Regions from separate parts of the Homo sapiens genome. Here region 2 is linked to region 1. A link is a contact called in ENCODE Hi-C or POLR2A ChIA-PET data. All regions are on one chromosome and are shown on one strand. Each heading gives the region's core, a stretch centred on a gene start or an enhancer-like site at or near the end of the contact. The rest is flanking DNA. Distances are from core to core; before and after follow the strand shown. Region 1 holds the start of UGGT2 (UDP-glucose glycoprotein glucosyltransferase 2). Region 2 holds the start of ABCC4 (ATP binding cassette subfamily C member 4 (PEL blood group)).

Region 1 (4,218 bases), core at 1,030-3,529:
CACATATACACCACGGAATACTATGCAGCCATAAAAAAGGATGAGTTCATGTCCTTTGTAGGGACATGCATGCAGCTGGAAACCATCATTCTCAGCAAACTATCACAAGGATAGAAAACCAAACACCTCATGTTCTCACTCATAGGTGGGAACTGAACAATGAGAATACTTGGACACACAATGGGGAACATCACACACCAGGGCCTGTTGTGGGGTTGGGGGAGCGGGGGATAGCATTAGGAGATACACCTAATGTAAATGATGAGTTAATGGGTGCAGCACACCAACATGGCACATGTATATCTATGTACCTGCACGTTGTGCACATGTACCCTAGAACTTAAAGTATAATAATAAAAAAAATAGCTGGGACTTAATTAAACTAAACAGCTTTTGCACGGCAAAAGGAATAGTCAGCAGAGTAAACAGACAACCCACAAAACGGGAGAAAATCTTCACAATCTATACATCTGAAAAAGGATTAATATCCAGAATCTACAAGGAACTCAAATCAGCAGGAAAAAAAAAACAGTCCCATCAAAAAGTGGGCTAAGGACATGAATAGACAATTCTCAAAAGATATATAAATGGCTAACATGAAAAAATGCTCAACATACTAATGATCAGGGAAACACAAATCAAAACCACAATGCGATACCACCTTACTCCTGCAAGAATGGCCATAATAAAAAAATAAAAATAAATAATAGATGTTGGCGTGGATGCAGCGAACAGGGAACACTTCTACACTGCTGGTGGGAATGTAAACTAGTATAACCACTATGGAAAACAGTGTGGGGAGTCCTCAAAGTACTAAGAGTAGATCTACCATTTGATCCAGCAATCCCACTACTAGGTATCTACCCAGAGGAAAAGAAGTCATGAAAAAGATAGTTGCACAAGTATGTTTATAGCAGCACAATTCACAAGTGCAAAAATGTGGAACCAATCCAAATACCCATCAATCAACGAGTGGATAAACTGTGGCATATATATGATGGAACACTACTCAGCCATAAAAAGGAATCAATTAATGGCATTCACAGCAACCTGGATGAGATTAGAGACTATTATTCTAAGTGAAGTAAGTCAGAAATGGAAAACCAAATATAGTATGTTCTCACTGATATGTGGGAACTAAGCTATGAGGATGCAAAGGCATAAGATTGACACAATGGACTTCGGGGACTCGGGGGAAAGGTTGAGAAGGGAGTGAGGGATAAAAGACTACAAATTGGGTGCAGTGTATATACTGATGGGGTGATGGGTGTACCAAAATCTCAGAAATCACCACTAAAGAACTTACTCATGTAACCAAACACCACCTGTTCCCCAATAAACTATAGAAATGAAAAAAAAAAAGAACTTTTAGCATCAAATACATGAACTTATGTGGAGTCATGGAGTCTCTTTTTAGGGACACACACTGTTGCTGTGGTGAACAGCCATTAAGTCATTGGTGTAAAACTTCATTTTTGCTAAGAGAAAGAACTTTCTAATTTTACTCAACTAGAATACTAAAGGGCAAAATGCAATAGCTACAAGTTTTGTTCTGCAGAGTAAATGACAGGTCATGAACTAATTCCGTTGGAAGAGATACAGGAAAAATATTACCTTGCAGGAAGCTGCCCTCCCCATAGTAAGCCTAGGAGCTGATGGTATGATGTCATCATTACGAAACTAGGTACTTTAAGCACTGTCTGAACAGAACTGCCTACCCCAGTAGAAGCTCTTGCGTTAAGTGCCACGCGTAAATGCTAATACATCCCAACGTATTAAAGCAGGGCAGGGAAGCTTTAAAAATCGTAGGTAAAGTAAGACTGAGGGGGAAAGGAACTGCAAGTGAGTGCTGCACGGGAACCGAGAAGCCGCCCCGGGTCGGGAAGGAAGGAGGTGGTGATGCTCAGGGCCAGAGCGGGGGCGTCTGGAGAACCCGGGTGGGAGCCAGACACCCGCTGCGAGCACGAAGAAAGCGCGGCTGAGGGTGGCAGCGCGCCCACACCCGCCCGGACGAGGGCCCGGCCCGCACCCACCTTGCCTCCAGCAGCAGCGGGGTCTCGGGCCACTTCGCGGCCAAGTGGGCAGTCACCGACTTGGACGCGGCGACCGTCCCGGAGCCGAGCTGCGAAAGCCACAGCGCTGTGGAGCCTAGTAGCAGCCGCACCACGTTCGTGGCTTTCGCTGGCGCCATGGCACGGAGAGAAAAGCGCGAGTCCCTCGGACCCGGTACCCACAGTCTGTGGCCGCCACGCTTCGGCCGGCTCTTCCCGCTGCGCGGCTGCCCACTTCCGGTGGGAGGAGCTCGAGTCCGTTACTGGGTGCCGGGTCCAGACCGGCGCATGCGTGTCCCGCTCCGGCGCGGTTTAGTGGGTGCGGCCTGGAGAGCCCACGCCAGCCGGACACTGGGCCACGTCGGAGCCGCCGGGGCGGCGCCGGGTTGCTGAGCGGCGTCACAGATGCTCCCGCGGGTCCGCTCCCGCGGGTCCATTCCCAGGACTTTGGGTTCTCGGACAGAGGCCTTAGGACACGGGGCGGGAAGCTGGCTCTCCAGACCGAACTAGGGCTCTGGAGTTGCCAAAATCTGGAAGCAAAGTCAGGACCACTTGCATATTGTCCACCTTTTACATAGGAGGAAAATAAGTCCAGTTAAAGTTGAAGTCCCCACCTCACGCAGTTCTCAAGTGTTACTACAGGTTGGAATCACCTGGGAGAGCTTTTATAAGGCCGCCGCCAAGGCCACGCCCCGTACCTGAGAATCTCGGGAGGGGGGGTGAGATGCGGCATCAGTAGTATTAGTTAAAATCCGCAGGCCGGGCGCGGTGGCTCACGCCTGTAATCCCAGCACTTTGGGAGGCCGAGGCGGGCGGATCACGAGGTCAGGAGATCGAGACCATCCTGGCTAAAACGGTGAAACCCCGTCTCTACTAAAAATACAAAAAATTAGCCGGGCGTAGTGGCGGGCGCCTGTAGTCCCAGCTACTTGGGAGGCTGAGGCAGGAGAATGGCGTGAACCCAGGAGGCGGAGCTTGCAGTGAGCCGAGATCCCGCCACTGCACTCCAGCCTGGGCAACAGAGCGAGACTCCGTCTCAAAAAAAAAAAAAAAAAAAAAATCCGCAGGTGATTCCAGTGTCCAATCATGTTAGGAAACCCGTGACTTACGGGTGGCTCTCAAACTTTAACCACTTGCTTGTTAAAACACTGCAGAGTGGTGGGCCTCCCCACAGTGTTTCGGATTCAGTAGAGCCCTTGCGGGGGCCGAGAACTTGCATTTTATTTCTCCCAAGTTCGCAGATAATACTAGTGGCTAGAAATCACACTGGAGCCTTTTCCATTGGAAGGTGTGGTCCAGGGTAGGCTTCAGCTGTGAGCTCAATGGAAATGCAGAAGCTCAGGCCCCGCCCCAGACCTAATGAATCAAGATCTCCAATTTAACGGGAACCACAGGTGATTCCTATGCACAGGAAAGGTGGAGAAGAGTGATTTAGAGGATTACATTTAAAAGTGCACAGAAAAGTGCCAATAAGCCTGAGCATGGTGGCTCACGCCTGTAGTCCCAGCACTTTGGAAGGTCGAGGCGGGAAGGTAGCTTAAGCCGAGGAGGTAGAGGCTGCAGAAAACGGTGATTGCGCCACTGCCCTCCAACCTGGGCGAAAGAGGGAGACCGTGTCTCAAAAAAACAAACAAACAAAAGGCCAATACGTGATAGTTGTTTTGTCAGAGTAAAATATATGGTAAAAGAGTTTAGCGGATGCACGGATTCATTGCTTTTTTTCTCTCCTGTTACTCCTTTGCCCTGCAGGGAAGCTGGATCTCTTGAAGTTGCGGAAACATAGTCATTCCCTTTTTTCGTTTCATTTGCTTAGTCAGTACCCTTCCTTAGAAAACCCTATTCCGCTAAGCAGTTCCACGAATTTCCAGAATAATTTCTCACTTCCAAAGTTTAGCCTTCATTTCCTGATTTATCCTACTTGGTATGATCTATCCTTACTTTAAATTTCCTCTTTATTGTAACTGCCATATAGCACTTAAGTTCTCACTTTAATACTTGAGTACGCTACTTACTTATTTCTCCTGTGAGAGATAGTATATTCCCCCAGAACTCATGCCTTGTTCATCTTTGGCATCCCGTGCAGTACCTAGCACAATACTTCACATTCACATGTTATTTGGGGACTCCATGAAGATTGAAGAACCCTTGCTTTATGGAAAGAATGTAG
Region 2 (4,218 bases), core at 834-3,333, 750 kb before region 1:
CCTCCACGTGCCCCTCTCCTTAAGAGAAAGGCCGCCAAACAACCAAGAGAAGTTCCTACACCCACTGAGTGTACCACAATCGAAACAAGAGTAAGCGACTCATCCTCTTGGAATCCCCTAGGTCAAGCTTGTCCAACCTGAGGCCCATGGGCTGCCAAATTCGTAAGCTTTCTTAAAACATCAGATTTTTTTTTGCGATTTTTTTTTAGCTCATCAGCTATCATTAGTGTTAGTGTATGATTAGTGTTAGTGTATTTTATGTATGGCCCAAGACAATTCTTCCAGTGTGGCCCAGGGAACCCAAAAAATTGGAGACCCCCACCCTAGGTTGTCCCATAATAAAAGGCAATATCAACATGTGGGAAAGATGAGGCGGCAGAGGTCAAGAAACAGAAGATCTAATAATCATCCAAGTGAGATTGAAGCCCTTCAAAGGTTCAGGCTTATGTAGTTAGCAGACGGAATTCCCCCACACACACCCGCCACTCCCCCAAGACGGAGTCTCACTCTGTCACCCAGGCTGGAGTACAGTGGGGCGATCTCAGCTCACTGCAACCTCCGCCTACTGGGTTCAAGCAATTCCCCTGCCTCAGCCTCCTGAGTAGCTGGGATTACAGGCGTGCTCCACCACACCCGGCTAATTTTTGTATTTTTAGTAGAGACGGGGTTTCACCATGTCAGCCAGGCTGGTCTCGAACTCCTGACCTCGTGATCCACCCACCTCTGCCTCCCAAAGTGCAGGGATACAGGCGTGAGCCACCGCGCCAGGCCAAGATGGAAATTTTAGTTACTACTGTCACCCGAGTCTTTCTCCGTTTGTTTCCTTGCACAAAATGGGTAGGGCTGTGGGCCCTCCCAGCTCAGGAGCCCTGGGGTGGTTTTAAGAAGGTAGAACTCCTGGTAGGAACCACCTGCATCAAGACCATGGATCACCTCTCTGAAGGTTAGCGATTCCAGGGACCCCACCTCCGAGCTGTCCTCCTACGTGGAAGTGAAAGTATTGGAAACAGGGGAAAGAAGCTGGTCAAAGACAGACTCCAGTCGTGGCGGTGCATGTCCCAGTTAAAAGCAAATCCTGGAAAATCTTGTTCAAGAACAGGGTCCCCATTCATAAATGAAAAATAATAATAGTGTTATTTTACCCACATGAAACTTGCCATAACTAGGTACCACGACCCACATGGACACACAGTGAGATTCCCACAAAGAGGCAAAAGGAGAGCCCTGGTCACTGAGACAAAAGATACAGAGACACCGGGACACAGAGAGGTACAACGGGACGTGGAGTTGGATCGAGCTGTCTCGTAAGGAATATCGGAAGGGGTGGGGACACTACTGGGAGATGGCATAGGTCCAGGACACTAATTAGGCTTTGGCTGAGATCAGATAAAGGAAACTGTTCGTAAGCTGCTTACTTAAAAAGAAAGGAAAAGGTGCGTTTGAGTTCAGGAGACTGCGAGTCCCAGAGCAGGAGGCGGGAGCCAGCGAAGGGTGGGCGTGTAAGGGGTGCAGTCGCTTCTCCCGCTGGGCAAGAGACTCCCCCTTTCGGCAGCCTGGGTTCCCCGCCTCCCCACCTCCTGCTCCTCCTCCCCCGAGCCCTAAGGGCCCGCAGGGCCTCCAGTAGCAAAGCCACTGGCCCCGCGTCCCCGCGTCCCCCTGCGCCGCGCCCCGGGGCGCAGGCAGGGACCACGCGGCCGGCGTGGGGGCGGCGCCACCCGCAGCAGAAAGCCCCGGCGTGGACCGCGTGGCGTAGGAAAGCGCTCCCCTCGCCCCCAGCCGCAGAGGGCTTGGGCAGCATCGGGCGCGGCCCCGGGAGAGTGCGTCCGCGGCGCCAGCGGCTGCAGGGTGACCTGTTTCGGGCGGGGACACTCACCAGAAGAACACGCGTGAGCAGAGGTTCGCGTCCTGCAGCGGGTTGGGCTTCACCTCCTGGTACACGGGCAGCATCTTGCCGGGCGGGGCGGGCGCGGGCCGGGGTCGCGCTGATCAGGCGGCGGTGGCCGCGGGCTCCGCTCCTGGACCTCAAGCAGGGATGCTGGGGCTCCGGCCGCCACGCCTGTCCGCTCGGCTGGAGCCTGTGAAGCAGCCGCTTCCGGGAGCCGGGCGCCGGCGGCACGCCCCGTCCCCGCCTCTCAGGCCCGCCGCCTCGGGGGCGCCCGCTACGCGCCGCCGCCTGGAGCCCGGGAGCTGCGCACCGCGTGCGAGCGCGGCCGGGACCGACGGGTGACGCGGCGGGAGGAGACGCGGCGGGAGGAGGCGAAGCTGGCGACGCCAAAGGGAGCCCAGAGCTACGCCCAGGGGTGAGGCGAGGGCCGCCTGCGCCGCTGGATGGAGAGGGTAGCAGAGCGCGCGGCAAGGAGGCCGGGTCCGGAGGTGCCCACGTGCACGAACCCGAGTGAAACTTTCCGAAATTCACTATCCGAGTCTAGGCGCCGACACAGAAGGTGGAGCAGGGAGGCGTCGGCTGTGCCCGCCCCTGCGCCGCAGAAACGCCCCCTCGGCTACGGGTTTGGGAAGACTGGGAGACAGCTGCCTCGTGCTCTAGCAGCCCGCCCCCTGGGCGCCTTTCCCTTCTCAGGACCAAACGACGGTGCCATGGGAGGCTCTTCAACCTGTGAGCCAAACATTTGACCTTGGACGACAGCAAAGTTTAGCCACAGATTATCCTTGTAGAGCTGCAAGACCTCAAGAAAGCCGGGTAACTCGAGAGTATGACCCAGATGAATTCGGGAGATGGATGAATGCTGTCGTCGATGGGGGCGGGCTTTAGGCATCTCACATGTTGCATGCTACGGTGGACCTCTGAGCTTTTTGCTGCCCCCTTAGATTGGGAAAGGAATATAAGAGGAAAGAGAGACTGCCTGATGATTTCTGTCGTCAAGCCCTAAAGCCTAACAGATAACAGTGGCAAACGACACGTGGGTTCCAGAATACCAGTGATGTTCATGTGCATTTCTGAGTGCGTAGCCTCACTAGTGTGTGTGTGTGTGTGTGTGTGTGGCAGTCTCACACACAGTGTCACGATTATGGCTCATTGCACCCTCGACCTCCCAGGGCTCAAGCAATCCTCCCAACTCAGTTTAAGTAGCTAGGACTACAGGCACCCGCCACCACACCCGGCTCATATTTTGTAATTTTTGTAGAGATGCAAAAATCAAAATCAAAGGCTCCAAGTTCAAATACTGATAATTTTTGAAGCCAAATGATTGTCATGGAGGTTTATTTTCTTCATATTTCATGCATGTTTGAGAATTTGGTTTTCTTTGTAATAAGATCATTTTATTGTTCCTTGATAATTTCTCACTTTGTTGCCCAGGCTGGTCTCAAACTCCTAGGCTCAAGTGATCCTCCCACCGTGGCCTCCCAAAGTGCTAGGATTACAGGCATGTACCACCACGCCCGACCAATTATCTCACTTTTAATTCTATCAGTGCCCCATTCAAGGTTATCCTTACTTTATAGATGAGGAAGGTGAAGCTGAAAGGCAGAACTTGTCCAGTCTTAGAGCCAAGAAAGGATAAAACATGATTTGCAATAAGCCTATGTCTAAGCATGGCCTGTCTCCCTGGTGGATGGCCAGTGTGCATGAGAAGTGCCCAGAATATGCTGGTTGAATGGCTGTAGGAATGAATGAACAAAATCTTGTTCCAAGCTTGTGTACTCCCACCTCTAAGTCTTCAGTCATTTCTGTGGCTACCTTAACAAGGTCAGCAGCTGCTCTTCATATCCACCCTGAATGAAAAAAAATGAAAGGCTCCAAGTTCATGGTGCTTGGAACAAGATCATTTTATTGTTCCTTGATAATTTCCCATGTATATTTGCTAAAATAGTATAGTTAATAGCTTTTAAAGAAAGCCTTACACAAACACATATTTAAAAGTCAAGCACAGGCTAGCCAGCATAGTGAGGCTCTGTCTCTACCAAAAGTTTTAAAAATTAGCCCAGGTGTGGTGGCGTACCCTTGTAGTCCCAGCTACTCGAGAGGCTGAGACAGGAGGATGGCTTTAGCCCAGGAGTTCCAGGCTACAAGGAGTTAAGAAGGTGCCCACTGGGCTGGGCACAATGGCTCACGCCTATAATCCTAGCACTCTGGGAGGCTGAGGCAGGTGAATCACCTGACGTCAGGAGTTCGAGACCAGCCTGGCCAACATGGTGAAACCCCATCTCTACTAAAAATACAAAAAATTATCTGGGTGTGGTGGTGGATGCCTGTAATCC

Evidence for each region. Hi-C counts contacts between places; a loop is a spot of excess contacts on that map. ChIA-PET counts read pairs that join two places held with the same protein, here RNA polymerase II (POLR2A). Pooled maps may share reads with other maps.
Region 2: a pooled map shows a loop between it and region 1 (5-fold over the local background). The contact joins the promoter of ABCC4 here to the promoter of UGGT2 in region 1. A Hi-C loop is called at or near these places in 1 of 37 single-sample maps with no recorded cell type and 6 of 50 pooled maps. POLR2A ChIA-PET finds 5 or more read pairs at or near these places in 1 of 52 experiments (GM12878).

Annotation. Positions count from the first base shown.
Region 1 is chr13:96,051,122-96,055,339 of GRCh38, forward strand. UGGT2 (UDP-glucose glycoprotein glucosyltransferase 2) reads right to left here and starts at 2,280. Exons shown (of 39, transcript NM_020121.4): 1 at 2,034-2,280. The coding sequence starts at 2,191. RefSeq lists an enhancer at 2,042-2,541.
Region 2 is chr13:95,299,368-95,303,585 of GRCh38, forward strand. It overlaps ABCC4 (ATP binding cassette subfamily C member 4 (PEL blood group)), which reads right to left and starts at 2,084. Exons shown (of 31, transcript NM_005845.5): 1 at 1,874-2,084. The coding sequence starts at 1,947. LOC102724149 (a long non-coding RNA gene) reads left to right here and starts at 1,584. Exons shown (of 3, transcript XR_429273.4): 1 at 1,584-1,896; 2 at 2,579-2,959. RefSeq lists enhancers at 367-426, 2,029-2,803 and silencers at 1,620-2,259, 2,290-2,349, 2,530-2,589.